2 separate regions of the Homo sapiens genome follow, and region 1 is linked to region 2. The links are chromatin loops, found by intact Hi-C in ENCODE. Cell type or tissue: heart right ventricle. All regions are shown on one strand. Each heading gives the region's core, and the rest is flanking DNA. Links, peaks and the distances in the headings are about the cores only. Region 1 overlaps CCBE1 (collagen and calcium binding EGF domains 1). Region 2 overlaps CCBE1 (collagen and calcium binding EGF domains 1).

Evidence for each region. Peaks named below come from ENCODE experiments on the same cell type or tissue, not always from the same donor. Only the 100,000 strongest peaks of a DNase experiment are listed, where the experiment ranks them.
Region 1: it touches region 2 in a loop (2.5-fold over the local background); 2 of 110 quality-filtered maps call a loop at or near these places.

Annotation. Positions count from the first base shown.
Region 1 is chr18:59,555,817-59,572,241 of GRCh38, forward strand. The region is part of intron 2 of CCBE1 (collagen and calcium binding EGF domains 1); the gene reads right to left. Among named protein-coding and RNA genes, the nearest start is that of CCBE1, 130 kb to the right of the region's middle. In heart right ventricle, for the core only: no CTCF peak of the experiment used is centred there; no DNase peak of the experiment used is centred there.
Region 2 is chr18:59,616,683-59,633,107 of GRCh38, forward strand. The region is part of intron 2 of CCBE1 (collagen and calcium binding EGF domains 1); the gene reads right to left. Among named protein-coding and RNA genes, the nearest start is that of CCBE1, 73 kb to the right of the region's middle. In heart right ventricle, for the core only: no CTCF peak of the experiment used is centred there; no DNase peak of the experiment used is centred there; H3K27ac peaks cover 654 bases.

The sequences.
Region 1 (16,425 bases), core at 4,744-12,743, 61 kb before region 2:
GAAGGTCAATGTTACAGTCACAGTTGAAACATCCTGAAGAAACAGACCAATTCTGTTTGTTATAAATGAAGTCTCACCTTGGCACTAAACCCACAGCTCAGGAGATTGGGGGTGTCACAGAAAGTGCCGGAGGGAAGCTGTGCTATATGTAGCTTTGATAACAAAGCACACTTTACAGATCTCAGAGCTTTCAGATTCTCATCTTTTTCAGGATTCGTGCAGAAGAGGGTATCTAGGTCTCAGCTCTGCAAGCTCCCATGTCAGCCTTAACGGGGCCCAGGACCTCTGTTCCTCCTTCCTGATATCCAGCCTCCAGCTTGGTTCCTGCCGTGCATGACACCTTGGCTGACCTACCTGCTGTGGCATTGTCATGGGCTGCTTTGGGAAATGCATGAAATACAGACAAGGTGTCTTGTCCTCAATGAGCCCCTGAGATCTCAGCAGAGCCAAATTGGAGTTGTAGACAAATCCTGGGGTTCTCAGGGCCCAGCTGTGTTTTGTCTTCCAGGAGTGATTAAAGTGGAGGCCATGATTGAGTACAGAGTGCGAGGAGGACTCCAATCAGCAGGACAGGGGAAAGTGACCTGCAGTAACATATGCCTCCTCAGCATTCTTTCCTGCAGATGACTAATGAACGCTCTGGGAGTGACCTTAATCAGATGTGCTGTAATTACTTATTGAATGTGATCCAGCTGCAGAAGACAAAGGGTTATGCAATATTAAAGGCAGCTGGAAGCAGAGTCCCCGCAGCAGGGCACAAGTAGAAGGGCAGGCAATGACCTGTGTGACCGAATTTAATTAAAAGGGTGCTTTTCTGCTCAGAGAACCAGGTATTATTAGTAGGATAAAATCAGTTCTGAAATTAACAATTATTTGGAAAAAAAATCAATACATTGTCATAGTAACTCTTCCAACCCACACTGAGGTTTTTTGTTCCCACTGAAGTGGAAATGTCCAAGGAAAGAGGTATTCCGTACAAGTCAATTTTATGAATAGTTTAAGGTTAAAATAGACAAAGCTGTTTGCATTGTTTATGGGAATATTTATACATTTTCAAACTCTGCTGCATTTGTGCTGCATCAGCCCAGCTAAGCTGGAATTGTATTTCTCAGAATTCCCAGCCCTGCCATGTTTCACATTAGTGCTGGCCACCAGGGGTATCTTGTGTGTGATTTGGAAGATGATATACAGCAGCAACCTGGTTTGCACCCTCTCAAGGTCAGTGTAGGGCACCAGGTGCAGCTCACAGGCCAGCAGCTGGGCCCCAATCCCTCTAACTCCCACTGAGCTCAACTTCTCTGCATCCCAGGCCAGCATGTGAAGCTCCCAGCAGAGGACTCCAGCTTCCCATGCATGTCACAGGCAATGTGGAAGTTAGAGGCCTAGAGCCTCTGGGAGACTGGCATGGATGCTAGCTTGTCCTCCAGATTTGAGCTCATCCTTGATTTTCCCCACTGTGAGTTCATCTTTCTTCTCCAAATACCAGCCCTGCTGATTTGAGGGTCGGCACCCACACAACTGCATGAGCATCCCTCATCACTCAGTTTCTGCTTGTCTGATTCCCTAACTGATACACATACTGAGGCAGGGAACTTCAGGCCGATTCTCACTGACTTCCTAGAACTGAGTCAAAAGGAAAACCCCACCTCTCCACACCCAAGTAACAGAAGGATCAGGGGCTACTCCCTTTGCAATCCCCCCATTTCCACTGTGTTGCAGATGAGAAATACGAAGTACCTCTGATTGGTCCCCTCCTGCAACCAGTCAGACGTTTGCATAGGGTGTAGTAACTTTTTAACTTCACTTCAGCCTCTGTTTGATCATAGGCCACTACTTCATTTATATGGGGTATAACCAAGTAACCAATGGGGAACTTCTAGGGGGGATTTAAACCCCAGAAAAGTCTGTAACCAGTGCTCAAGCCACTTGCTTGAGCCTGCTCCCACTCTGTGGAGTGTACTTTCTTTTCAATAAATCTATGCTTTCGCTGCTTCGTTCTTTCATTGCTTTGTGCGTTTTGTCCAATTCTTTGTTCAAAACACCAAGAACCTGGACCACTCTTAGTCAAGACCCTCCGCTGGTAACAATACCTTTATTAAACTACGCATGGATATAAAGTTTTGTTTTTGATGACCATGTCACTATCATAACCACTCCTGCATTTCAAAGACATAACATGGTAAGTGTGGGGAAGAGAAACCCCTAAAACTCCCCGGAGGTGGAGCCGAAGACTGCTTTCTATTTGGTGACTCACGTGTATCTTATGTCTCCTTTCTAAGGGATTGTCAAGGCCCCTTTCTTAACATCATTCGCAATTCGCTAGCTGAAGTAAAGCAAGATCACTTGGCTTATGGAATCAGGGAACATAATTTTACACAGAAACTGAAGTCCACTTTGAAATAAAGCATGAACACAGTTTCTCTCAATTCAGCAGTCTTCTAGTTAGTTGAGGTTGTTGAAAGTGTGACTTCAGAAGAACAGGACTCCTTGCACAATGCTATTCAGCTGCACAAAATGGTGAAAGTCAAAGAATGCAGAGACTAGATTATGAGAGCTTTCAGATTCACTCATGAATGCTTAAATCTGTAAAGTACCATAAGGTACATGGATGTACTTTGGTCAAGGAATAGGCTGAGGCAGATGTCCAGCCAGAGTGACTCAGTGAGTTTAGAGCACATGTGTATAACTCCACTTGTTATCACAGCCATGTAGCCACAACATGGGAGGACCATCTCTTGGTTCTACACCACTATTGCCTGTAAAAGGTATAACTGCCCTGCTGATGCTGTACAGGGGCTCTTGGGGCTTGGCTTGGCTCAATATGGTTTGACATGGCGGGCATGCTGGTGCCCAGAGAACGAGAGAGCCAAAGCTGTCCATCTTGCAAATGGAGAGGAAGGAGCCAGGATACAGCTTAGCTTGCTTGTGCCCAGAGAAAGAGTTAAGCTGCTGACCCTGAAGGCAAGGAAGAGCTGACTGCACAGCTGTGTATGGGGGTGGCCAGCTCCAGCAGCCAAGACAGGGTGGACAGTGGGAGAGTAAACTGGTGATGAGAAAGCTAGTTTGAGAAAGCTGTTGAAGAGAGCTACTGCTGAATAAAATCACGTTTCACCTGCCTACGGCCCCCTAAGTGCTCTTTCTGTTCATCCACTCACTCCCCTCGGACTTCAGCATGGGCTGGACCTGGACCCCGGGATCTGACAATTGGTGATGAGGATGGGATGAGGTGAGTGGGTCTTCAGTCCCTGAGGGCTCCTAGGTTAGCTGTGTGGCTGCAGCATGGGCTATGGTACTCAGTGGCAGTGGTGCTGCTTGGATGAGCCCCAGTGGAAATATGGGAGGCAGTAGATGGGGTCTCCTGCAAGTGTGGAGATGGCGCTGAAGCATCTGGAAGTGCACAGCAACAAGCTGCGTTTACTGGCTGAGTTGGATGGGTGTTTCTGACTGCACTGTGGGAAGTGCATGTCCAGTCCCTGCAGGACGCAGCACAGGGAAGAAGAAAAACCTCTGTTGCAGGCTTACCCAGTGATCTGTCAGAAAATAGAGCATAAGCAGCTCTTGGGCCCCACAGGTGGACCCAGAGGCCCCCTACTGTGGTGGAGCATACTTCCTGTGGTGCCCGTGCCCCGCCAAGTTGTGGGAGTTAAGCAAGTAATGTCGGCAGTCATGTACAGAGTTAGTGCAAGTCATTCGGAAGAAGGACATTGCTGCGCAACCCAGTCCCATCCAAGCATTCCGGTTCAAAGAATACCTGTTACAGCTGGCGGAAGCATAAAGCCTCTTGTGTTTAATAACAGAACTGGCCAAGGTCCTTGGCTTGGGGGACTCCAAATAACCAAAGACCACGTGTGGACTTGGGAATCTACTGGTCCCTGAACCTAGATAAGTTTCTGGGCAGAGCTGCATTTATTAACAGCTATGAAGGCCAGTCAGTGGAAGTGAAACCTGTGTCTCTGCGTCTTGGCATCAGCCATTTAGTTCTCTGCCTATGCACTGTGCATGTCTCTCCCATGCCTGAAGATATTCTGGGGGTGGATGTTTCACACGGCTTGGCAGCTGTACTCTCTGTCATGGACTTGATGGACCGCTGGACAATGCAACCGGGACAGTCCACCAAGAGCCAGGAACGGTTTGCCTTCATGGGAGGGTGACAATGGACTTTCACAGTGTTGCTGCAGGGCTATATGCATAGCCCTACCATATGTCATGGTCTTACTGATATTATGCTAACCTCTGATTCTCTTGCAGGTTTAGAAGCAGCAGTGCCCCTCTTGCCTGGGAGTTGGGATGACAAGGCTGGAACAGCCTTTCTGGTAGCCAGACTATATAGCAGGCACAAGCCCTACAGGTAGTTAGCCAGGGATGCCCATTTGAAGTGGATGTGCATGTAACCACAGATAGTTTTGGCTAGGGCCTATTGCAGTGCATGGGTATGCCCATAGGCTTTTGGTCCCACCTGTGGAAGGGAGCTGAACTCCAGTATTCCTTAATAAAAAAGCAGTTAGCATCATTCTCAGCAAACTAACACGGGAACAGGAAACTAAACACCGCATGTTCTCACTCATAAGTGGGAGTTGAACAATAAGAACACACGGACACAGGAAGGGGAACATCACACACCGGGGCCTGTCAGTGGGTGGGAGACAAGGGGAGGGAGAGCATTAGGACAAATACCTAATGCATGCGGGGCTTAAAACCTAGATGATGGGTTGAGGGGTGCAGCAAACCACCATGGCACATGTATACCTATGTAACAAACCTGCACGTTCTGCACACGTATCCCATAACTTAAAAAGAAAAAAAGACCTACATGGGATTAAACAAAACAAAAACAAAAGCAGGGTGTGTTCATGAGTAACCACTCCCTGGACTGGAAAAGCAGTTAGTAACTGCATATGCTGCCCTTCTGGCTCATAAGAGTGTGGCAGGGCGGGTTACAGTTGTCACGTGGACAACTTACCCAATAGCAGGATGGGTGTGTTGATGGATAACGACTCCCCGGACAGGGACGGCACAGACATCCACTTCAGTGAAGTGGGGCACCTACTTAGAGCAGTGAAGCATACTAAAGTACAAGTCCCTTAGCAGCAGAGTTACAAAAAGTCTTGAGACCTGTAGTCCTAATGCAAGATAAGGCCATGGGGCCTAAGGCACTCCTAGACCCTGAGCCTTCACTGATAGGAAGAGCGTCCCCCCATTCCAAATGGGACATGGTGCACAGATGGGCCTGCTGGTGTGGTCCAGCCTAGTACTGACACCATATGGTTTAAAACCAAGTGGAAACAGAGTACTGAATGAGCTAAGCTCAGGGCAGTGTAAATGATAATCACCAAAAGGGTAACTCCTATGGTAATCTGCGCCAATAGCTGGGCAGTTTATCAAAGCTCATGTATGTAATGGGCCTGTGTACCCAAAAGCTTAGTTATGTATCAGGCCTGCATGCCCAAAGCTTATGTGTCAGGTTTATATGTCAAGCCTATGTGTATGTATTGGGCCTGCATGCCCAAAATTACGTCAGGCCTGTGTGCAAAACCTGTATATCAAACCTGTGTGTCCAAACCCTATGTCTCCCTCAGCCTAGGGGGTGGAGTGTAAGTTACATGGACGTGCTTTGGTCAAGGAATAGACCGAGGCAGACATCCGGCCACAGTGACTCAGTGAGTTTAGAGTGCAGGCGTGTAACTCCACTTGTTATCACAGCCATGTAGCCATAACATGGGAAGGCCATCCCTTAGCCCTATGCCACTATTGTCTGTAAAAGGTATAACTGCCCTGCTGACACTGTACAGGTGCTCTTGGGCTCTTGGGGCTTGGCTTGGCTCAGCTAAACATGGTTTGGCATGGCGGGCATGCTAGCGCCCAGAGTAAGAGAGTGGAATGGAAGGTACATCTGCAAGACTGACAGGAGGGAGCAAGGACACAGCTTGGCTTGCTCATGCCCAGAGAAAGAGTTAAGCTGCTGACCCTGAAGGCAAGGGAGAGCCGGCTGTGCAGCTGTGTGTGAGGGCGGCCAGCTCAAGCAGCCGAGACAGGGTGGATGGTGTGAGAGTAAGCTCCTGCTGAGAAAGCTACTTTGAGAAAGCTGTTGAAGAGAGCTGCTGCTGGATAATATCATGTTTTACCTGCCTATTGCCCCCTGAGGTGTTCTTTCTGCTCACCCACCCTCTCCCCTCAGACTTCAGCAGGAGCTGGATCTGAATCCCCAGATCTAACAAGTACGTAGGCAGAGAAGATAGGTCTAGGTTTAAGCCAAGGTCATGATTTGTAAACTTGAGTTATTTATTGACTGCTTTAAATAATACTTACACATAAAGATAAGTTAAAACAGTGAAATTCTATCAAAAATCCATTACCTCCCTTAGTCCTTTTAGTATGGTCTTTCATGCATGTGTGTATATACATACATGCAAACACACAAGCTGACTGGCTAGGCATGAACACCTGACCCACAGAAAAACCAATCCATTGGTAAACCAGGAACCAATCAGAACCTATCTTTTTAGATTATTAACTAAGAAATTTAGCAATGTGAATCAGAATTAAAGAGGAGGGTAATCCTCTCCCACCACAGACAAACTGGTACACTTCAGAGACTAGAAAATCAACCAGCTGCACAGAGAGAGGCAGAGACAACAGACCTTGTGGCTCCAGAGAGGTGGAGAAATGACATAATGTGGGCCCACATGGGAACTGATTTCCTACACTCCATCTCCATGTCAGTCCCCTGATCTTTTCAATAATAAACCTGCTTTCTACCCGAGTTACTTTGAGGGGATGTGCACACGCGTACGTTCTGGCCGGAATCCAGGTGTTTTTCCCATCCACACAGTACACTTTTGTTACCTGTTACTCCCTGGCCCATCCTAGTTCTGGCTGGGGTCAAGACTACCTCATGAACTACTGGCACACCCCCTCATCTGGGGTCACTGAAAATTCCCTGAGCACTCAGCTGTCCCTAATTCAGTGGCCTTCATGCAGGGGGTGTGGAAAGCCTCCCTCACATGTTGTGGCCACATGTGTCTCTATGTCCTCTGTGCCATCACTGAGCCTGTGGCCAGGCCGCCTTAGAGGTTTCGATCTCGTTTGTTTCAGTTCTCTTGTTTGTTTCCCAGTTTGAGTGGTGGTGTTCAGGGAATGGACTCTTCCATATAAGTCACGGATTGCTTAAGCCCAAAACAGAGACAAGACTGTTGGCATGTTTATGAGTTTATGTATTTTTGTTCTCTGATGAAATCTGTATCCACGATTAGACTAGGACGACAGAAGAGAGCAATGCAACCCTTACAACCCCACCAGGTGGGTGAGCTGCCCAGAACATCAAATGGCAACTGCAGAGGTAAAGGTACAGGTCCAGGCATGGACTGAGCGAGAGACACAAGATGGAATGTTGTCTTGTTTCCAATATAAAACCCCAACTCTGCTTGTTAGAATACATGTGGATGGGGGTTGGGGGGAAGAATAGAACAAATCTGCTAAAAATAAGCACAATTAGTTTTTCTTGATTTTTTAAAATACTATTTGTTTGCTACTTGTGCATTCATTTGGCCATCTGGCCAACATTTGGAAGCAGACTATCAGTAGCAAGCATCCAGGGTATTTACGAAATTATAGAAAAATTGAAGTAAAAATTCAGCCATATTTTTTTCTGTGAATCAGGAAGATAACATCACTATTTGATTCTGGCTGTGGGCCTACTCAGACAGGCTCAAAGGGCACCAGAGGCTGAGAAGCAGTAGACCCTACAGGGCAAGGCCCCTGCTGGTATAAGTGGATCAGCTTCAGTGGACGCCTGGAAGCTCAGCACCAGGGCTATGATTCCAGTCACCAAGTCTTTGTTGAATGCCTACTAGCAACACAGAATTCTCATGCCACTGAGGTCATAAAAGATGATCAGAAGCCAGTTCTTCCCAACAAAGGAACTTAGGATTTACAAGTCAGTAAAACATGTGCAACATTTCCAGAAATGTACCAGAGTTGTTCGTGATCATAACCCCAAATCATTGGTACCTCGATGTTTAGAGGGGAAACAGCATTGGCTGGGCAAGCTGGGGCAGGGAACGTGATGAACAGTGGGCTGGAATAAGTTAACTGGAGGAGGGGAGGCGTCTCAGGAAGGGAGAATAGCATGAACAGCAGCATAGACGTGAGAATAACCATCTGGAGTGATGAACCTATGCTGAGTAGAAAGTTCCAGAAGGCTGCATAAGGGAGGTGTGTGAACAGCAGAAGCAGGACAAACCTGAGATGGTGAGACATTCTTCCCAGGGCAATCTGACTCTAGGAGCCACATAAAGACAATCTTTATAACTATCAGCAGCTTAAAGCCTGATTTCCTCTTAACTCTAAAACTTTCCTTTCGAAAGTGTTTCATTTATATTTACAAGTTTAATACAAAGTTACACAAAATTCATATTTTATAGAAATGCATAAAGAATGAAGGGTAAATTCCTCTTTAATCCTATCTAGACAATCGTCATTTGACATAATTCTCTCAACTTTATACTTCCTATGCACTAATTATATAAATGAGATCACAAAATGAGATACTATATATATACACACACACATATAAACACTGTGTTTTTACTTTGTATATTGAATATTTTCCATTGTCAGTACATAGAGCTGCATATTATTTCATCATATGACTAGATCATGGTCATTAAACCATTTCTATACTAGTATATTTAATGAGAAAACTAGAAACAACCTAAATATATGACAATGTCTTCAGTACTTTCTTTGTACCCTTCAGAAGGTATCTATTACTAACTGGCTTGTATTTCACTGATCTTACCAACTATTTTATGAAGTCTTTGGGATTCGTGTGAAACATCTATGTCTTTCATAGCATCTGGCACAGTCTTCCGGACAGAGGGTGTGTTCAAATACTGCAGCTGGAATGAAGACGATGAACACTGAGGCCATATGAGGTTGGCTGGGGAAAGGAGAAACTGAAGACCATTGAGAAAGGCTGATCATTTGCTAATGCAGGGTCAAAGTGATGACAGCCTGGCCTTGGTCCATGGTGGTAGAAGTAGAACATAAAGAATAGATCTAGGAGGGATTTAAAGGCCATCAACAGGGGGACTGCAAAGTATATGTTCAAGCATCAGTCACATGAATCTCAGCTAAAACCCATAAACATGATGGCTTGGAAAATCCAGCGTGATCACTGCAACAGAACTGAGTAGTCAGCCTTGTTCCCTTGCTCATGATGGGCTTGGCTAACACAAGCCCCTGAGGGAGAAAGGTGAGCACAGGGGAGAACAGACAGTGAGGTAGAGGCAAGGGCCACCCTTCAGGGGAGCACGAGGAGTCCACTCTGGAGTCTGTCATGCTTGTGGTCTTCTTGGTTAACTCTGAGTGTCAAAAATGTAGGTAGGTAGAGGAGGGAGGGAGGAAGGGGAGTAGAAAAGAGAATGACCAGGGCTGGGGTTTAGTCAGATGAAGGCTGTCAGAGTTCTAGGAAGTGTTTTGTTCAGAACAGGGCTCCAACCAATGGCACAGGACTGGGGATCAAGGTCTGGCCCTCAATGAAGAGCATCAGAGAAGGGCTGCAAAGGGCTGTGTTGGGTCCACAGCAAGAAAGATGTGGTACGAGGTAGACAAAGGGCTGTCACTCAGGCTGGGTAACCAGGGGCGAGGGGCAGGCTGGGCCACAATGTCCATAACTCACTCTCTACAGCCCAGCCCCACACCTGGCCCCACTGAGGCCTACTGCACATAGTGCCTGACCTTAGAATTAGGACCAGCTTTGTAATTTGCCTGGCCCAGTGCAAGATGAACCTATGGGACACCTCATTTAAAAAATTAAGAATTTTCAAGATGGCGACAGCAAAGCATTAAACTAAGCATAGGGCCCTTTTAAGTAAGCATCAGGCCCTGTGCAAAAACCCAGACCCTGTAGCTAAGAGGGGAAGACGGGTTGTCACTAGATTTTTTTTTTTTCTTTTTTTAAGAACAGTACAGATAAACAGCCTGTTCTCTTCTGAAACACACTGCTGGGTTTTCAAGCTTTTTTCTCCCCAAAGAAAATCGAATGCAAAACTCAACCTAATGCATAAAATAGTCTCAGGTGCATCTTCTCAGGCTGTTACGTCAGGGCTCCTGAACTCCCCCATCCCCCAAATGCATTGCCAAAGACCCCGAGTCACTACCTCTGACCTTGGAGACCCAAAAGGCAGTGTTAAAGCTCACTGCAGTAGGCTCTATTATCTTGCATAAGAGAACAGTGAATAAGAAAAAGCCATATCTGGTAACTGAGAGTGAAATACCCAGGACACACACTGCAACAGCAACCGTGGCTACCAGGGTGCCCCGCAGGCAGCAGGTCAGGAAATCAATCAGATGCATGGTTTCCACATCATTCTACCACAGTATCATTTTCTTTCCACCCACAGGGTGACACACAATGTCTCTTCCAGGGCCATTCATAACATAACCATTTTCATTATTTAAATAAAGTCCCTGGGTCAGTCACTTGTCTCTTGTGACCATCTTTGAGAGAAAATTTCCAGCAAGGAAACAATATGGAGCAGGCTTGCTTAATAGGCTCATATGCATAATCTACCACTCACCCTAATTAAAACTACCTTTAGAAAAGCTATAAAATGGAAGCAAAAATAAAAAAAAAATTAAAAGTCAACCTAAGATGATGGAAGTACCATGACATGAAACAACTGTAACTTTAAATCGCCAGATTTATCCTTAATACATGGTTTTCAGGCATTTGTTTGGAAAAGGCACTGATAAAGTAGGAAAGAAGTACTCAACTGTCTTGAGAAAGGAACTGAGCTGTTCTGTTCTGGTGTAGATTGCCAAAGATCATGTTTGCAAATGCTGCTAATCTTATCTGAACATATTAATAAAGTCCCTAAATCCTCCTATTAAGAAATACTACCACTGACAGTGCAGCTGGCTAACATTTGCTTCTTAAATGCTATCACCACTCTCTTTTTTTGTCCAACCCCCACCCGCTGCTGCCCCAACCCCCAAGAAAAAAAATGATGGCTGCTTCCTGGAATGTTTAGCTACCAAAAAAATCTCTAAAGCCTCAGAAGACATTGTGAGAGAACGATGATGAAAGTCGGGGTGAAATGAACAATTAAGATAAACTATGCAGAATTCTTTTTAAAGAACGAGCCTCATAAAGCTACCATGTTAGGACCACAAATCATTCTGCAGATTATTTCCCCTCTATCTGTAAGCAAAGAGGTGAGAGGATTAGGTCATTTCTAAGGTCTCCTCTCATCATGATGTCCTGGATTTATTGAAAGAGGTTTTAAACGCATTTTTTCTTTTCTTTTCTTTTTTTTTGAAATGGAGATTAGCTCTGGTTGCCAAGGCTGGAGTGCAGTGGTGTGATCTCGGCTCACTGTAACCTCTGCTTCCCAGGTTCAAGCGATTCTCCTGCTTCAGCCTCCCAAGTAGCTGGGAGGCTACCATACCCAGCTACCCTACCCACCACCATACCCAGCTAATTTTTTGTATTTTTAGTAGAGATGGGGTTTCGCCATGTTGGCCAGGCTGGTCTCAAACTCCTGACCTCAGGTGATCCATCCGCCTTGGCCTCCCAAAGTGTTGGGATTACAGGCGTGAGCCACTGCGCCTGGCTGCATTTTCTTTTATTTACTCTATTTCATTAGACATTTCTTGCTTGTGTGCCTAAGTTAGCTAATGGGGAAATCCAGCAGACAGCGATGGGAAGCAAATGATTGCAGTCATGCTTTTTCCTTGACTCCATCTCAAGACCCATCCCACGCTGCAACCCAAGTGGATCGGGTTTTAATGTAGCAATTCTATCAGTGACCCATGCTCTGCTGGTCACTGACACCCCTTCTGTGTGTCATTTTCCAGGGCTGATGATATCCTACGTTCTGCCTAAAATTGTCTGAAACTCTATTCATGACTTGCCAACTACGTGACTTTGCTCACTACCACCACCACACTGTTCTGTTACTGACAGGGAAAAAGATGATCGTACTTAAAAGTCATTGCCAACAGTGTGCAGATTTAAAGCAGGCCCAACAACTCCTTCCAGGTTTTATCAGCAGACACATATCACATACAGAAGCATCCATCCCTTTCCTAATGCTATTTTTAAATTGTTGTATTTTAAAATTTTCTTCATTTGTTTTTGAACTTTCTTCTTGCTCATAGATTTTTAGAAATCGCTGTGGTAGCTATTCTTTTTCTATTTTTTTAAGTCCGAATTCATATAGAGAGAACCACGGTTAGGAGAATCCTTTTCAGGGCAAGAGTGGGTTTCTGCAGGGGTTCTTCTGGCACTTTCCAAACCTGAATGTCTCCAAGTCCTGATATCTCAAATTATCTGGCAGAAATAAGAGGCCTATTTTTTTTTTTTTGGCAGAATGTGAGGTTCTGCCCTGTTGTAACAATGCTGTCTTCTCACAAACTACTCATGTGCCCTATAAGAAGATAACCCACAATCCCTGATTCTGCTTTATTCAATGACTAGCTACTGCACAGACCGTGTAAATGGACAGGACAGCCAGAGAGGTGAGTGGGAAGTTTAGTACAGATGTGACTGAAAACACTTGGTATTACTTCTCCCCAAGACTTCTCGAAAGGAGCTAGCACAGAGTATTGGTGAACAGACTTCTGAGCACCTTTTTCTATGTGGCCTCCAAGAAGAAACCAATGGACTATTTACTTTTCTACTTAGCAAGGTTTCAAGAGACTCTCTAATAACATAAGTCTTCTGATTACTCCCTTTCTTGATCATGAGAACTAGGGAGAAGATGGCTAAACTGAAGCAACTTGGAGCTAGAAGATAGGCTGCATCTGCTCAGTTCACCTGCGCAGACCAAAAACAGTGCACGCTGTAGGCGGCCCAGTCCAGCTGAATTTCATCAGATGGGCATGTGTTTCCTTCCCCAACTGCTGGCCTCAGCTTCTCAGAAGGTAATGTATTGAGCCAAGGTGAGCCCTGCAGGTGATCACCTGGACACCTCTGCCCATCTGTGAGAGTGAACAGCATGCTTACTACTGTGGTAGGCTGCAGTGCCACAGCAAGCTGATTCACACGTAAAGGACATGGGCAGGCCATGAGTTCTCTCTATCCAGGGACATCTTGCCAACTAAACCTCCCACCTGCCACCTCCACCTTAGTCCTGCCTGAGTGTGCTCTCACCCACTACCTTCACGGATGTCTCTGCGTCTCTGTTCACTGGCTGTTTCCACTCTCAAACCTACTTCCTTTTCCTCTCTGCAGAGGGGTGCATCTCGGGTTATCTCCAAACGATGTTCGATTCCACTCTCTCCTTTTATTCAAACAATTCTCCTCACATGAGTGGCTACCCAGCAAGTCTGGCTCTCCCTCCAGCAACCCAATCTAGAAAGCTATAGCATCTGTCTCATAAGGGCTGGGTTGGCTGTGGTTCATTAAGAAGGTATTAAGCACTTTATTGTACCAGCTTGCCAGAAACCGAAGACTCCTTCTAAATCTGTTGCTTCACCTGATGCCGATTTTACTAGCAGTCTGTCCTAAAAATGGTATATCTGGTAATAAAAACAGATATTTTGAGCACCTATTAGATTTCAGATGCCATGAACTATTCACTAGTTGATTTATCTTTTGCATCTATTCATCAATTCCTTTATTTTTTGCACTAGCACTGCAAGCCAGATACAAACTCCCAATTTACAGATAAGAAAACAGAATGTCAAAGAGGAAGTAGCTGAAATAACACAGCTAGTAAATTAGAGTCAAAATGAGGCACAAAGCCCAAATTCTTTTTTACACAATGTTGAACACAGATGTTATTTTTAGCAATTCATCTCCCCCCGCCCTTTTAAAAAAAAAAAAAGAGACAGGGTCTTGCTCTGTGGCTCAGGATAGAGTACAGCAGCACAATCAATCATAGCCTACTGCAGCTTCAAACTCCCAGGCTCAAGCCATCCTCCCACCTCAGTCTCCTAAGTAGCTGAGATTACAGGTGCTCAACACCATGCCTAGCTAATTTTGTTTTTGTAGAGATGGAGTCTTGCTCTGTTACCCAGGCTGGTCTTAAACTCCTGGCCTCAAGTGATCCTCCTGTCTGGGCCTCCCAAAACACTGGGATTAGAGGAGTGAACCACTGCACCCGGCCTCAGCTCCCTTTTCTTAGGCAAGTATCACTACCCAGATAATGCCAGATTCTACAACTTCTTTCTCTCATTCTTAAACAGAATATCAAAGGCATTTTCTACTTTTGAAGATCTGTTACTCTTCATTTGCCTGTCATTTGACAAGCTCTTCCTGAACACACGCTCCACATTGTTTTAGATGTGGTGAGAAATAGCAAAGGGTAAAGAATATTCATTTCCTTTAGGAGCTTAGGATCTAGCCTGGGAGAGGGAGTTTCTGCTAGATCACTCTGATATGAATAATTAAGTAGGAAGCTGCACACCACTGACCAATGCTGTCATCAAGCACAACCCACAAGGGAGAGGAACAATAAGGTGGTGCTGGGGAACATGAACCCACACAAAAGAGACACAAAACGTTTAGTGAGGTCAAGCAGGGCCACCCTCAGACCATCTGCTCTGTGGGGAGGGGCTTTGAAAGCCAGGCCTCAAAGCCAGTACTTAAGATAGTCAGCCACCAGTTTTTGATGAGGGGCATCAATCATGTCTAAGGAGTGCCTGTCTCTGGTCTGCTGGCTGTAACACTTCTGGATTCTGCGAGACTTTGCATACATTCTCTTGGATTTGACGTAAGCTCCAGACAGCAGTGAGCAAGACTTGTTACCAGGATCCCTGAGATCACAGTGAGGGGAAGGAGAGTATTCTGCGACACTGCCAGGGCAGTGACCTCTCAAGAAAATGAAAGGGAAGTCATCCTTGGAGATGTGCTGGCGGGGGTGGGGCAGGACCTCCCAAGGGCCTCAGGCAGCTCATTAACGTGATATTAAATTGCTCTGTGTGTGAGGTTTTCAGAAAGGACAAAGGACAGAACTGCTGCTGAGCCAAGGAATCAGAGCAGAATCCCAGCACACTGGCTCCAGGAGAGCCGGACGTCCCCTAGGCTGCCCACCAACCAGGATGAAAATCGAGACATCAGAGCCTCTGTCATTTATATGGTCCCCTAGCAGTGCCCTGGGCCTGAATCCTACAAAGCTGGTCCTTCAGCTGGGAGCCATATTGCTTCAATTTCATGCTCCATCACAAGAGTAAGTCGACTGCTGAGTTGTAACGTATGAACTTCAGCCAGAAATTCACCCTCCCACTTCTGAGTATAATAGCAGTCAGTCCCTAGGAGTGAAATGTGCTCCTTTTTTGGGTCAACAGTAGAGCAAGCCAGAATTAACGCAGCCCTTTTAGAAGTCATCTTGCTAATGACATCAGGAAAGGTTGAAGCATTTGGCAAGTAATCGTATATTATTGCTTTACATTATTATGTAACTTTTCCTTATGTGTTTCTTCTTGCTTTTAAAAAAATTAGATCTTAAGGTCTTCGATAATAGTGATTTTAAAAAATCTATCCTTGAGTTCATGTCCTTTGTAGGGACATGGATGAAGCTGGAAACCATCATTCTCAGCACACTATCGCAAGGACAGAAAACCAAACACCGCATGTTCTCACTCATAGGTGGGAATTGAACAATGAGAACACTTGGACACAGGGTGGGGAACATCACACACCGGGGACTTTTGTGGAATGGGGGGAGGGGGGAGGGAGAGCATTAGGAGATATATCTAATGTAAATGATGAATAATGGGTGCAGCACACCACATGGCACATATATACATATGTAACAAACCTGCACGTTGTGCGCATGTACCCTAGAACTTAAAGTATCATTAAAAAACAAAATCTATCCTTATAGTAGTCCCATTAAGTACTAAAATGAATAAATGAATAAACATATGGATGAAATGGAAAATCTGTACATATATGGAGGGCTTATAATGAGGTTGATTTAATCTCTTAATATGTTTTATCTCATACGTACAGAAGAGTCATTCTCTCAAAGTATGATCCTTACTTTGGAATTAGAAATGCAAGTTCTCAGGCCTCACCCAAGACCTACTGAATCTGCAACTCTAGGGGAGGGGCTCATCAATCTGGATTTTAACGAGAGCTGGTGGCAAATGTTGTTTAGACACAGTTCACCCTTTAGACTACTGGAAATTCTAGTCTAGTCTTTAATCTCTGGAGAAATCCAAGAACAGCCTACATCCTTTTCAGAATGATCAAAGATTGACACCAAAGTGGGTTTTTATTGTGGTTGTTTTGGCAGACATGGTATCTGGAGAAGAAAACAAAAAATGAAAAGAATTTTTTTACTTGACATTTGCTGGCATTTTCATAGTTACTGAGCATGAAAAGAAATAAACCATGAAGCCCATGACAGTGAGTGAACACACGTTTTTTCAAAATGTCTTGCACTATCAAATCAATCCCTCAATCAGCTTGCT
Region 2 (16,425 bases), core at 4,849-12,848:
GTCTGTTAAGGTTGGAGGGGTGCCAGGATTAGACAAGTTGCATTAAGTTTCCCAGAAACGGATTCTTAAGGTAATAACCAAGGAATTTCACACAATGGCCGCAATGTGGTAAATGGACTGCCAGATTTAATTTCAAAGCCTGTTCGGACGGAAGCCTTTCTCATCCTGACTTTCCTGCAGACCAACTGTGTCATGTTGGGCAAGTCAGTTCATCACTCCAGACTTCAGCTTTCACATCTGCTAAATGGGAAGGATACTGCCTGTCATGCCTGCTTCACAGGGTTGCCATGAGCCACCGACTCTCAGCCTTTGCCATACGAATCTAGTTATCTAGGTTTCATCCCAAACCAATTAGATAAGGGACTGACACCCAAGATTTAGTAGTCACATAGCTTCCCAGGTTATTCAGATAAACAGCCAAAGTAGGAAACCTCTGAACTATACCAGTGTACAGTACAAAGAAGAGGGCAGTAATAACCAAGATCATCATCACTGGAACATGGCATCATATGATTTGGGGTTGAAAAAGTTATGCTGAAATCTCCTTAGGAGCAAAACCCATGTTTCTTTTGCACGTCCCATTATTACCTGCAAGCTTTAGGCATTCAGTAACATTTTTGATAACAAATGCAAATTCGAAATCCTTACAAATCCTAGTCTTAGATTCTTTGTTTACTAAAACTACCTTTGGAGATGTCACCTCCATGACCATCCATCAGCCCAGCCTACGGCAAAGCCATCATCTTAAAACTTGCCCAAAGGTCAGCTTAGAGAAACAGGAAATGTGAGAAAGGTGGCTTTAATCAAAATGGAGAGAAATTGCAGTTTTCCACCAGGGAGGTAACTGACTGTTTTTGTCCGGCCAAGAGCCAGTCACAGTGCAGGAGCTTGGATGAAAGCCAGAGACAAACACTGCTTGGGGCTACTTTTTCAGAGATGGGTTAAAAGCAATGCCCCTGCCGCTCTGGCTGGCCTTTGACTCAGGATACACACCTTTTCCTGGAGAATTTTACCACACAGCCCTTTAGATTGTAGGCTTGTAAAGCATCTGCATTAGTAGAAACAGTTTTCAAGACAATTCTTCTCTGACTCTGGGATTACTAAAGCCAGACCTGAGCCATGCTTATCACAGGCCTCCACCTCCGAAAATCCTGTTTGATTTATTACCACTGCAGGCTGAAAAGACAAGGCACAGTGCCTGAACTAATCAAGCCAGTATGTGACTTTCATATCATGCAGAATTAATCAGAAATTCCATACATTGACAGCTCGTGCCACTCGCCTCAAAGTAAGATTTGAGGACAAAGTAGATGTGGAATCCATTTACCCTTTCAAAGTAATTTAAGACTTTGGAAATCTAAGAAAGATAATCAATTTTGAACTATACTTGATTATGTATGAGGTATATGTCCCCCATAACGATGGATTAACGTTCTATGTTAATTTTAGGGTGGTTTCCAGGCACTTTCAAGATGTAAAACTTGAGCTGAGAGCGGTGGCTCATGCCTGCAACCCCAGCTACTTGGGAGGCATAGGCAGAAGGGAAACTTGAGGCAAGGAAATTGAGACCAGCTTGGGAAACATCAGGAGACCCACTGCTATTGAAAAAAATATTTAATAAATTAAGATGTTTTCCACAGAATCTAGTTTAAAAAAGAAAAAAAATGAGATGTAAAATGTAGAGTAGCCAACTCTTATTCCCAGAAGTCTGCAATCTTCAGACACATACATCTAACATATCCTCCTTAGAAAAGTTTTTTTTTTTTTTTTGAGACAGAGTCTAGCTCTATCGCCCAGACTGGAGCGCAGTGGCACAATCTCGGCTTACTGCAACCTCCATCTCTCAGGTTCAAGAGATTCTCCTGCTTCAGCCACCTGAGTAGCGGGGACTACAGGTGCGTGCCACCAAACCCTGCTAATTTTTCGGTAGAGATGGGGTTTTGCCATGTTGGCCAGGCTGGTCTCAAACTCCTGGCCTCAAGTGATCCACCCACCTCAGCCTCCCAAAGTGCTGGGATTATAGGCATGAGCCACCACACCCGGCCTAGAAAAGTTTCTTTGCAGCTAAACCTTGAGGGCCATTAAAAAGTATCTGTATCTCTACTTAGGATAAGAGGAAGTGCTCAGAATTTATTATGTACATCTGTAAACTACCCAGTTTTTTTTTAATAACTATAATTATTGGAGGCTGAGAAAGTTTACATAACTATATTTTACTTCGTGTATAGTGGAGAGAGAATATCTGCTACTCCAGGTATTGGATTTCAGTGTTATATTAGGACTGCTAACTGTTCATAGTTACAAATCATCTAATAAAACTTTCATGTTTTTAGCAGTTAGAAATTAACTTTTTCTCCTGTAAAATGAAGTTAAAGGAAAATAGAAAGTAACCTGAAGATGTGAATATGTATTTAGCCTCAAAGTATCTGTTTACTTCAAAAGCATAAATGATTCAATCATATTAAAAATGATGCCACCATTATATAGTACATGTTTACTTGAATGCTAAAATAAAATTTTAAAACGTTTTATTTTTCCATCTCTAATTACTTGGACTATCATGTGAGGAGGGGTACTAAATATTTATGTTTTCCAAATTGAAAGCCAGGTGTATTTATTTATCATTATTATTTTGTTTTTTAGAGACGGAGTCTTGCTAATATTGCCCAGGCTGGAGCACAGTGACTGTTCACAGGTACAATCAGGCCACACTACAACCTTGAACTCCTAGGCTTAAGCAGTTGTCCTGCCTCAGCCTCCCCAGGTAGCTAGGACTACATTTGCACACCACTGTGGCCAGCAGAAAGCAAGTTGTTGTAAAGGTACATGTTAAATAATACTTCCTTCCTCACTGGTTTGTAATATGTGTATTATATATAAAGTCTCAGATGTAAAGTTCTTTCTATGATTTATCCGGCTCCATTTAACTGTACTCATTTTAGCCAACAAAGACTTAATTTTAAAAAGTGATCTTAGTGTTTTGTTCTTGTCTGGTCAGACTGGTCACATCTCATTATCCTTGTTTGGAATTTTCTTCCAAATCTCATTGGCTTATGGTTCCAAGTGAGTTTTAAATGTGTTTTAAACTCAGTGATTTTTTTTAAACTCCTCTTGTTTTGATGAGGTAAAGAGGTCTTAAACTATTCCAGCTGAATTTATATCTAACTTCATTTTTGATGAAACCATTTTTATAAACTCCTAGTGGTCCACATCACTGAAGAAAAGGGACCTCAATTCTTCCAACACAAGCCAGACAAGCAGGTAGGGAATTCACGGCAGAAAGCTGGACAAGAGAGGGCGGTATTCCCAGTCCCATTCAACACTTCCACAGCTTTTGATCTTCACCATTGTAAGCCAAGTCAAAAGAGGGAGGGGAATAGGAAAGGAAAGAGTTGGGAAGGGAAGAGGAGGGAGAGAGGGGAGAAGGAACATGCACATGCAGAAAAAGAGACACAGTTTTCCCCACGTGAGAGCCTTGACTCCAGGCCCCTTAGAGCACCCTCCTAGGTAGCCTAGAAGTTTCTCCCTTCACCTCTGACCTCAGTGCTTCTTCATTCTCGCTGTCTTCCAGTGGGGGGAGAGATTACCCTGGCTAAACAAGACAACCCTGCTGTTTCTAGGACTTTCTAGGAGCATTTACCTGGTTGGAGGAGAAGAATTTGGTTGGAGGAGGTAGAAAAGGGGAAATTTGCAGGGCTAGAATGTGGCCACTGCCCTGAAGCCCTCAAGAGAGAAAGCTGAGACCCTCATTATCTTAGAATGAGTTATTTTTGACCTACATGAGATTGTTTATCCTAATACTATATGTAGCAGGATCCCAGGACAGGTGCTAATATGGTTTGGTTGTGTCCCCACCCAAATTCCATCTTGAATCATAGCTCCCACAATTCCCATGTGTTGTGAAAGGGACCTGATGGGAGGTAATTGAATCACGGGGGCAAGTCTTTCCCATGCCATTCTCATAATAGTGAATAAGTCTCACAAGATCTGATGGTTTTATAAAGGGGAGTTCCCCTGCACAAGCTCTCCTGCCTGATGCCATATAAGACATCCCTTTGCTCTTCCTTCTTCTTCTGTCATGATTGTGAGGCCTCTCCAGCCATGTGGAACTGTGAGTCCATTAAACCTCTTCTGTAAATTGCCCAGTCTCAGGTATGTCTTTATCAGCAATGTGAAAATGGACTAATACAGGTGCCAAATGGGAAGAGTTTCCAATAATAACATCCCTGCACTGGCCAGGGCTGTCCAGGCAATCGGACTTCAATTTGCCATAAAGGAAACCACAAAGGGTAAGGCAGGGAAGACCATAGGAGGAGTGACAGAACACACAGAGTTCAACTTGGCATGTGAATGGCATCTGAAGTTGTGGCAAAAATGTAACCTGTCTAGAAGGCTCTGAAAGACCACACCTCTCTTAGAAGGGATTCCCAGGACTCCAGCAAAACAGAGCATGTGACTGGGGCCCCAGGGCTTCCAGGAAATGATGTATCACTCACTGGGGCACCCAGCTCTGAAAGAAACAGCTAAAAGCAAACTCCCCACACACTCACACCAAGGAGGTGAAAGAGTTCCTGCAGCTGTGTTTCATCAGCAGATGGGCAGGTGGACAGTTCATCAGGCAAGATGAATCAGTCCCTCATTCCCCTTGGACTTGGGCTTGAACTAATCACACTCATCTTTCTAGGTGTCCCCACTGCCTGACCACCTGCTCTGGGGCCATTGGAGTCATTGGTTTTATCCTCACATCCACCCAGTGGAGCTGCTCATAGATGAGATTCCTGAGCCATTCCTTGTACACAGAGGCAGCAGACATGTGGATAAATAACCCCCACTAATAATTGCTACAACTTGCCATGCATCTATTCATACCTGGCATTACATGGGCTATAACTGAATCCCAGAACAATCCTTCAAGTAACACAGGATTGTCTTCATTTTACAGGCGAGCACAAAGGCTCAGAGATGTCACTAACCTACCAGAGTCACACCATCAGTAGTAAGCAAACTCATATCTCTCCGACTCTGAAGCCTAACCACCCTCTGTCACTTACATGGCCAGAGCCCTCGATGAAAGTAAGGGAAGGCCTATTTTCTTTAGTCTTTTCTTTCAGTCTATTTTCTTTTAGTCTTTGCCTTAATGTCAGAAATCAAACATCACGAACATCAGCAGCTTAACTCCACTCGGGAGCCTGCTGCACAAGTGACAACAGTAGGCAACATACAGATGTCATCCTTGGTGACAGAGGCCAGCCATGGACTTACCCTCACAGCCCATCTAAACGACACCCCAGCACTATTTCACACCCTCAAAACTACTATGCAAAGAAGTCTGCTTAATGTGTCCTCTCAGACTCCTGGCTCTCACTATCCTGGCATTGAATAATTCAAAGTCCACCTTCTCTCAGCACCTTTTCTGCATCTGCTCACCCAAGTGATTTTCTCTTCCATGGCCACCTCCAAGGGTGATCCTGCCTGTTACAAGGGTGTTCAAGAGGACCTTCACTTGCAGGGCCAACATGAGGCTGCCCATGAATACTGTACAGATGGAACAATGAGCACCACCCTTTAGAATGATCTGTCCAAATGAGCAGCCTGCCCTTGAGGGTAGAAGTCACCTGCAGTTACATCCTTATTTCAACCTTGTCTCTACCAAAAATACAAAAGTTAGCTGGGTGTGGTGGCGGGTGCCTGTAATCTCGGGATTACAGCTACTCGGGAGGCTGAGGTAGGAGAATCGCTTGAACCCGGGAGGCAGAGCTTGCAGTGAGCTGAGATCATGCCACTGCCCTCCAGCCTGGGCGACAGAGTGAGACTTCATCTTAAAGAAAAAAAAAAAAAGGCTGGGCATGGTGGCTCACACCTGTAATCCCAGCACTTTGGGAGGCTGAGGCAGGTAGATCACGAGGTCAGGAATTCTAGACCAGCCTGACCAACGTGGTGAAACCCCATCTCTACTAAAAATACAAAATGTAGCTGGGCGTGGTGGCATGCGCCTATAATCCCAGCTACTTAGGAAGCTGAGGCAGGAGAATCACTTGAACCCGGGAGGCAGAGGTTGCAGTGAGCTGAGATCGTGCCACTACCCTCCAAGCCTGGGTGACAGAGAGAGATTCCATCTCAAAAAAAAAAGAAAGAAAAAGAAAAAAGAAAAAAAAAAAAGATGCCAGGGTCTGGGGGAGGGAGAGAGGGAGGGATAGGGGGAGCACAGAAAATTTTTCGGACAGAGGAAACACTCTGGATGATACTATGATGGAAAATACATGTCATGATACATTTATCTAAACCCACAGAACATACAGTGACAAGAGTGAAAACTAACATGAACTATGTAGACTTTGGGTAATAATGATGTGTCATTTTAGGTTCACTGATTGTAATAAATGCACCACTCTGGAAAGGGGGCACAGAATGTTGGTAGTGAGGAGGAAATACCTATCCATGTGGAGTCGAGAGTATATGGGAAATCACTATTTCTTCCAGTTTTGCTGTAAATCTAAAACTGCTCTAAAAAAAATCCTTTTTTAAAAAATGTAGGAATTAAGGATGAGACAAGCTCCCTGATTTCACTGGTTACTTCTTCTGCTGTCAGTTAACCGCTGCCATTCTGTGTCTATCTTGGGTCCTTCAGAAACATTTTCTCCTCCCTTAATCAGTCAGGTCTGCTCTATCCTGGTCTCCCATTGTACAAAAGGGAACTGAGGCATGGTGTGTGGTCAGGGCACTTATCCAAGACACCAAATTGTCAGATGGCAGAGCAAACATTCAAACCAGCTTCTTTTCGAACCCACCCACTGTGCTGTTTGCACTTGGTCACCTGCCTCTTACTGAGCAAAGTCTGGACAAGGATAGGATGCCTTCCTGGGTTCTCTGAAGGAACATGTTCACATAATGCATAAGCCCAGGTAATAATCAATGGCCGTGAGTTTCTTTCAAACTCTCACAAGTCTTATCCTGTACGTGCTAGGAGACCCTTGCTACAGATCAGTACAAAAGCAAGGGGTTGGAGGGCCGGGGGCTGAGGGGAGAACATTTTGTTTATAAATTGTTTACCATTAGGCGCATCTACCAGCAACAGACAGGGGAAGAGTCTGCACTATTGAAAACACGGCTGCTTTGTTTTCAAGGACACACATGAATTCAAAGGAATGCCTGGTTTTGCAATAAAAAAACACAAGCTGAAAATAGAAAAAGAAAGTCACGAGCAGCTCCTCACTTTGGGAGAGATGGGCCAAGGCTGTCAAAATGAATTGTGTGGTTTTTATTAATCATGTTCCCCGGTGCAAACACCCAAACCACAGGACCACTAGGAGTAACCTGTTCCAAACAATGTGGGAGTGACTGAACTTAGTAGCGGAATTACCTTTCTGTATGAAAAGGAGGGTGGTCTGCCTGGGCCATGGCTGAGGTCACCAGAAATGCAATTTAAGAAGACATCTAGCTGCCTGCCCAATTTGCAGAGCTTCTGGTATGGAAGTGCTTTTCAACTCTAGCTGCCTCGTTCTTTGCTGCAAGGCCACAAGTCTGGAAGAAAACACTATTGATGTTTCATTCTTATTGGCTAGACCTTCACAATTTAGCCTCAAATTCTCTTTGGCCTGTGACATAACCATTCCAAGGTTCTGACAGTATGCTTGGGACTCTGCTGCAAATGCAAGGGCATACTAAAGTTGCAATTGAGGGGACAGCTGGGGGGCAGGGAAGAGAGAATGTGAGCATCAGTACTGATACATGCAATAGATTTATGTTTTTTAAAGTTTTAAAAATATATTTGTGATTGTTGGAACTACCAAGATCTGGTGAACATAACTTTGCAGCCTCAATATACTCCAGGGACTAAGACAACAAAATAGAGTTAGGCTTCCTGCCACTGAGGCTGAAGGCCCAATGGAGTTTTTAAATATTGCTATGACGGTGGTGGCCACAAAACAGGATGACTAGGTCCAAAGGGAGTCTCAGCTTCCTCCAAGTACAAGTGCGGTTGTTTCAAGGGTGAGAAACTTCACATACCAAAAACAAAAACAAAAGAGAGCCTTGGATGAGCTCAGAGACACTCTTGTCACCAGCCACTTTGGTGACATTGGCTAGGTAAGGTGATTCTACCTCCCCAGCTTCAGTGTTTACCAAACCTCAGTTATCCCTGTAACCACCTGGGCTGTTTCTTTGTGTTTTCTTAAATATAATTCACTAACCTTAAAAACAGCAAACATTAGCATGGATAAAGTATCAGTCATGTTTATAAGTTGATACACTCACACATAGCTATGCAATAGTATCAACTGGGCTGTTAAAATTCACACAGCTAAATCTCTGGAGGATGGGAACCCCAAAGTGTGAATGGCTTTAAAAGCTTCTCAGGCGTTTCTAATATGCTACCAAGTTTGACCACCATGGTAACAAATGGAAACCAAAATCCCCTGCTATAAAGACAAGGTAAGGTCAACACAGTGGTATAAAAATTGTAGCCATAGGCCGGGCGTGGTGGCTCCCACCTGTAATCCCAGCACTTTGGGAGGCTGAGGCGGGTGGATCACAAGGTCAGGAGATCGCGACCATCGTGGCTAACACGGTGAAACCCCATCTCTACTAAAAATACAAAAAATTAGCTGGGTGTGGTGGTGGGCGCCTGTGGTCCCAGCTACTCGGGAGGCTGAGGCAGGAGAATGGTGTGAATCCGGGAGGCGGAGCTTGCAGTGAGCCAAGATCGCGCCACTGCGCTCCAGCCTGGGCTACAGAGTGAGATTCTGTCTCAAAAAAAAAAAAAAAAAAAAAAAATTGTAGCCATATACTGATGCTTGCAGGGACTTCTGGAGATTCATCATCTTATTTGAAAGGAAGCTGTATTAGAGAAAAATTAAAAGCAAGCAGCAAACTGAGATCTTTAAAATATAATCAAGGAGACTGAATTAGTTCTGAAAAGGGGAACCACCTTCTCCCTGTCTGAATCAACATTCTTGAATGCAGAACCAGCTGCTGGGACAGAGATGAGAATCTCCCAGCCACCCGCCAATTCTTACATTCTGTAGTTCTAAAATCAATCATTATCACACCTAGGTAACTGCTATGGTCTGAATGTCCCCCAAAATTCATGTGTTGAAACTTGATTCCCATTGTGTTGGTACTGAGGGGTGGGGTCTTTGGGGTGGTGATTAAGTCATCATGAATGATTAGTAACTTGTAAAAGAGCCCATGTGAGGACACCTACCCAGCCTATGAGGAACAGGCTCTCAGACACCGCACCTGCCCACACCTTTATCTTGGGATTCCCGGGCTCCACAGTTGCAAGAAAATAAATCTCTTTTACTATATTTTTAAATTACCCAGTCTCAAGTATTTTGTTATAGCAGAATGAATAGACTAAGACAGTAACATAAGAAAATCCTGGGGGCTAAAAATGCTACATAGACATGCATCAAAGCGCAGAAGTGGATAGTCCAAGATCTATGATGGACAAATAAACAGAGGGCACTCAATTTGACCAATCTTAGTATCTATTTTGCTTTAAGCAAAATGTTCCTGAAAAGAAGGAATTGGTTTTGTAAATAAAGTTCCACCTTAAAGTACTCGTTTATTTATGGAACCCCACAGTAAATCCTTTGGTAAAGTAAACCACCTCGCAATGCATCTGTTTTGAAAGTCCAAGCTTTCCTTAAGGTGAAATGTCCCTTTACGTGCATTTTTCAGTATCCAGATAAATGTGGAAAAGGCAGCTGACATGGGGGTATTTTCAGGGGCAGGAGGGTGAGGAGATTATAAACATGACAGGAGCAATGAACACTTATCAGGCTTATGTAGCCCTGGCACTGATTCCACACTTCAATATGGAAAATACTCAAATACCACTTACTCTGTGCCAGGCACTGCTCTAAGAATTTCCCAAGTGTTAGCTCATTTACCTCATTTAATCTTAACAATGAGTATTAGCATCATCCTTATTTTACAGAGGAAGCAATTGAGGCCCAGAGAGGCTTATCACCTGGCCCAAGGCCATAAAGCTAGCAAGTGGTAAGGCCAAGACTGGCCTTGTGGCCCTCTGACTCCAGAATCCATTCTCATCTACTATGCTATGCCACCTCTATGGGAATTTACTTATCACATCCTCAAAGAGCCCTGTGAGATAAGAACAGTGTTCCCATTCTGCAGACAGGAAAATCAAGGCCTGGAGGGGTTAAGGGTTGAGCCCTTGATTCCACAGCAGAGCTTGGGTTTGGACTATCCTGGTCCTGAACTTGTGCTCTTAGTCACCATGTCTTCAGCCTCTCCACAAGCTTCCCAACTGTGCCCATGGTCTTGGGATTGTGTGTCCATCCTGTTGTAGAGATCAACTAGTTCATGTTGATTTAGTTGATGATCCTGTTCTAGAGCTCAGTTTCCTTATCACTACTCTTTTGAATACTCTTCATTTCATAAAAATATAAAACAATCCATCATTCATCAGTTCAGCAATTCATGGGGTATACTGTGAAGATACTGCAAATTCCAGTCACTCCCTCTCATGTTAATCCTGCTTAGTTTCCTAGTGATATATACACCATATTGTCCGTATTCTGAGTAATTATACAGAATATAATCTCATTTGAAATGTCAAAAATTAGAAGACAAAATTTGTGTAATGTAGTCTAAATTTTTACAAAAGGAGAAAGAAATATGAATTACTAAAACGATTTTAACTGAGTTATTTTGCCAAAGCAGTATACTTCCTTAGTTTATACCACCTTTTACACCTCATTCTTTTCTTTCAGTATCAGAGTGGATAATACTGTGTCCCCCAAAAAGACATATCCAAGTCCTACTTCCTGGTACCGGAGAAATAGGTGTTATTTCTTATTTGGAAATATGGTCTCTGCAGATGCCGTCAAGTTAAGATGAGGTCACACTGGCTTAGAGCGGGACCTAATCCAATGAATAGTGTCATAAGGAGGAAATCTGGACACTCATAGAAACCCAGAAAGAATTCCATGTGACAGAAGAGGCAGAGACTGGAGTGAGCAGCTGTAAGTCAAGGAACGCCAAAGCTTGTCAGCAACCCCCAGACGCTGGAAGCAGCAAGGATATGCTCCCCTAGTGCCTTCAGAGGAAACTTGGCCCCACAGACACCTTGATTCTGTCTTCTAACCTTCAGAACTATGAGGATACATTTCTGTTTTTTTAAGACACAATTTGTTGCCTTAAGTTTGTTACAGCAAACCTAGGAAGCTTATACAGGCATATTGAAAACCATACTCAAAGTGGATTTTTAAGTGCCAGATTCTGCCAGGTGCAGTGGCTCACGCCCACAATCCGGGTACTTTGGGAGGCCAAGGTGGGCAGATCGCTTGAGCCCAAGAGTTCAAGACCAGCCTGGGCAACATAACGACACCCCGTCTCTACAAAAAATACAAAAAATTATCCGAGTGTGGTGGTGCATGCCTGTAGTCCCAGCTACTCGGGAGGCTGAGGTGGGAGAATCACCTGAGCCTGGGGGCAAGCTGAGACTGCAGTGAATTTTGATCGTGCCACTGCACTCCAGCCTGGGCAACAGAGTGATATCCAGCCTCAAAAAAGAAATCCAGATTCAGACTTCCATCTTTTTGGATATTCTTTATTTTTAATTAGTAAATATTACACAAGGATCCACTAAGTGGAAGCTACTATTTTTCATTAAAAATAATAAGGAGAATATGCTTTTTCTTATATTGGATTCTCTTGGGACAAAATGGTATTTTTTCCTAACTTTTCTCTTCCAGTCTTACTGCCCCTACTCCAAGAGACATGAGGTGATGGAAAAAATCTATCTTAATGCTCTTCCAGCCTAAAGATGGCAGCTTTTTACCTGATCATGTCAATAGTCCAATTCATGCTCCAGACCAACAGGGCTGCCATGGACATTCCCTGTAACCACCGCGATGTCCATGGCTTCGTGGGATGGATGGGAGTCATAAGATATGACGGGATAGAACACGTTCCAAAACCTGGGATCAGGCCTTCTAATCTAACCTGAGACAATCAAGTAGCCTTGGGAAAGGGCTTCTTCATTCAAGTCAGCTCCTCACCCGAGGACCCAGACCTGTATGTCCAAGTGCCAGTCCTTCCTCTCAAGTGGAACAAAATCCATGCTGAACTACTGAGCTCCCCAAATCTGCTTTCTAGGCCACCAACCTGCCTAGCTATAACCAAAAACTCAGAGCCATCCTTGACTTCTGTCCTCACCCCAAATTAGCAAGTCCTATTAGTACCACTTTTAAAACACTCAAAATCCAACCATTTGTCACCTCTCCTCTGCTACCTCTGAGTTCAGCCAGCACCCTCTCATCATTATCACTGCCACAGCCTCCTAAGGGATCCCATTTATACCCTTTTCCCCTAGGATGTATGCACAGCCAGCAGCCAGGGTAGTCTGGGACATACATGAGATCCTGTCACTCCTCTGTTCAAACTCTCCAAGGGCTCCCATGCCTCTTGGAGTAAGAGGTGCCTGCAATGGCTCATAAAGCCCACTGACCTCATCTACTCATGATACTCAGTGAGTCTCAGGTTTCTTCCCTGCTACTAACTAAAGGCCATTGCACTGCTAATTTCTTCTTCCCAGAATCATCTTCCCCCAGGTATCATGTAACTGACTCCCTCATCTCTTTCTGGTCTTTGCTCAAAGGTCATCTTCAAGGAGACCCCCTCAGAAGACACTGTGTCGCTACAACTCCCTGTCCCAGCCATTTCCAATGCTGCTGTTTTTCCCTTCATTTTCATCATTTCATCTTCCTAATACATAGTATTGTTCAACTGAGTGTGCTGTTTATGTGCCTCTCTCCCTTTCTCCTTTAGAGAGTAAGTTCCTCAACCACTGGACTTTTGTCTGTTTTGTTCATGAATACATTCCCAGGATCTAGAACACTGCCCAGCACAGAGTGAGTTCCATGAATACATGATTAAGAAAGGAGTGGTAACGGGAAGTTATATCATCTCAAGACATACTTTCCATCAAGAAGTCACTTGCTTTTTGCTAACAGAGAAGTCAGGAATAGAAAACAGCATAGTATTCTCGAGTAGTCTCCGAGAGCCCTGGCTGGGAGATGGTTTCCTGAGAAGATGGTGGATTATCAAAAACAGACAGGCATATGTGCCTGGAGGTTCTCAACAGCTTGTCGGGGGAAGGTGGGCCGGTGCCTTCAGGGGGAGGTAGCAGGCGAGCCAGGAGGGCTCATGGAGGATGTGTACACCAAGTTTTTAGGCCCATCACAAACTTCATCCCAGTTCTCTGCGTGACCATTTATTAGCAAGGCTCTGAAGAATGGACATACTGCAGGGGCACACTGCAGTCTGCAGGGAAAAGAAAGTTTCCAGAAAAGGAGCCTACTTTCTATTTTGCAATACCACTGACAGAACACACTCTACTGGCTCGCCAAGATCCAGCTGTATAAGGAAACAGGAGTTTTCCAGGCCCCCTGGGGACCAGTAAACCAGCCACCATGTGCGGCAAAGCTGTGACAAGCAGGCAAGACTTTGACCTCCGCCTCATGCTCGTGCTCTGTTAGGCTCTGACATTAAAGGGGGCAGCTCGCCAACAAACTGCTGGCAGGAGGAAGATAAATTTATTATTTGAAAGCCTTTTGGGCAAAAAAAAAAAAAAGTCATTTAATCTTCCTTCATAAACAGCTCTTTTTATAACACATTTGTGTTGAGATCATAGTCAAGGTAATTAGAAATGTATTTGGTCTTTACTTTCTCATTAAGGTGTTGAAGCACTGGCAATTTGCTCTAAAATTCAGTGGCTTAGGAAAACCACCATTTTATGATATCTTACACTTTTGTGGGTCAAGGATTTGGGCAAGGCTCAGCTGGGAGGATCTTCTGTTTGGGTGTGGCATTAAAGGTCCCATTGTGTCACTTAACTGGCAGATGGGCTGGCTAGAGGATGCAAGCAGGCATTCTCATGTCTGGTATCTTTGCAAGGATGGCTGGAAGGCTCAGCTGGGACTGTCACCAGAACACGTAAGTGTGACCTCTCCAGCATGATGGTCTCAGGTTGAACCTCCTAAGTGGTGGATCTAGGCTCTAAGATTAAGGGTCCCAATGAACAAGGCTGCATGTTCATGTTTTAAAACCATCACAGGGTTGTTCCTAGATTACCTACACAATGTATCTTTGATTTTGTACCCACAGTGGGATTCAGGTGCTCACTGGCCTCCCTACCTAACAACTCAATCATTTCAGCCATTAATTAAGCCCGTTTAGAGATCTAGCAATGTGCAAACACTGGCAGATATCAAAGGAAATGGCACATGGCTTGCAATGAGTGAACATATACAATGGCCAAGGTCATAGACATCTGTTCTTTTAGCTTGCCTAGCATCCAAGCTTTATTTTGGAAATGGTACTTCCATTTTCTTTTGGGGAATGATGACTTTTCCTGTCATCTCATGCGATTCAGGTGGTCCCATGACCTAGATGTGGCCAAGCAGAATACAACTTACTTGCCCACTCTCAGCATGGCAGTTGTTCAAATATTGATATGTAGCTCAACAAGAGTACATTCCAGTACTTTTCTATGATCTGGAGAAAAAAAAAAGGCATGAAGGATAGCGAGAGGGGAGCACCAGAAAGTAATTTCATAAGCAGAACCAAGGGAAAGAGGCTGAATCCTGATGATAGGGTTTCAGGCTGCCTGAAGCCAGCCTATCCCTAGAATTTGCAGTTACATAAGCCAATAAACTTCCTTTGTTGGCTGTGAACAATTCTGAATTGGGTTTCTTTCACTTGCTACCGAGAGTGCCGACTTGAATCCAGAAACAATGAGAGAGGACAACATAGTATTGGGATCAATGGAAACACTCCAAAAGATTAAAAGGCACTTATGGAATGAGCCTCTAATGCTAGATGTCAAAGGCCATTGAAATAAGGATCTCTGAGCAGTAGAGCCCAGATCAGCTACCTGCAAATCACACCATGCAGGTTGTAGACTACTGGACTATGTGAGAGCAGCATGGTTCAAGTCACTTTGCTGCAACTCACTCCAAAATGCCTACTTCTTGGCTTCTTGAATTAAACCAAATAACACCAACTTAAGAAGCACTGGGCACTAAATAGCTTAGAGTTGCCACCTTTTCCCACTAGGTGGCAGCTCTGCATCAGGGAGGTAGAAATTTGGGGTCTGACAAACTGACTAGAATTAGGACCCTTAAAAGCGAAGTACTGGTGGTTTGGATGCCATCTTAGAGTAAGAAGATAATAGGAAATGTAAGATGCCAAAAACCTAGAAAAGTCAACCATTCATTTAGTATCTACTCTGTATTTAGCACTGGGCTGCTGTATCCTGTAGATTCAAACAAAATCCAACACAGATGTCCTTAAGAATTAAAATATTGCTGAGAAGCCAAGACCAACCTGCAAAAGCTTTAAGGTTCAAAACAAGAGAACAAATAACTAAGCATTGAATTTTCTGCTCTAGGCAGAAAGGGCTGTAGGGATCTCCACAGTCTCAGTGTTGGAGTCCTCCCAAGCTATTCACTTCATTGATGAGGAAACCAAGGCCCCCAAAAATGGCACAATGGCCTCAGGATCACGAGGGCACTGACAGTTGAGCAGGCAAGGAAGGGCTCATTTATAGGCATTCTGGGCTGGGACCTGACAATTGGGAACAATCTGGTTTTTTTGAGACTGAGTCTTGCTCTATTGCCCAGGCTGGAGTGCAGTGGCTCACTGCAACCTCTGCCTCCCAGGTTCAAGCGATTCTCGTGCCTCAGCCTCAGCTAGGATTACAGGCATCCGCCACCATGCCTGGCTAATTTTTGTATTTTTAGTACAGATGGGGTTTCACTATGTTGGCCAGGCTGGTCTTGAACTCGTGGCCTCAGGTCATCTACCTGCCTCGGCCTCCCAAAGTGCTGGAATTACAGGCGTGAGCCACTGTGCCCAGCCTTTAAATTTTTGTTTTGTATTGTTTTTGTTTTTGAGATGGAGTCTTACTCTATGGCCCAGGCTGGAGTGCAGTGGCACGATCTTGGCTCACCGCAACTTCCAACCTCCCAGGTTCAAGCTAGTCTCCTGCCTCGGCCTCCTGAGTAGCTGGGATTACAGGTGCACACCACCACACCTGGCTAATTTTTATTTTATTTGTTTTATTTTATTTTTTTAATAGAGACGGGGTTTCACCATGTTGGCCAGGCTGGTCTCGAACTCCTGACCTCGGGTGATCCACCCTCCTCTGCCTCTCAAAGTGCTGGGATTACAGGTGTGAGCCACCGCGCCTGGCGAGGAACAATCTTCTAAAGCAGAAGGGCACAGGAGAGTAGACCAAGGGGAGGACCACAAGGGACAAGTCAGGCATTCCCTTCTGAGACTAATGTTTTTGAAACTGCCTTTAAGCATTCCATGCTTAAGTGATTTAATTAGTAAGAGGGGACAATCCAAACAGCCTCCTCCTCCTTCCCTGGGCACAGCTCTCAATAACTC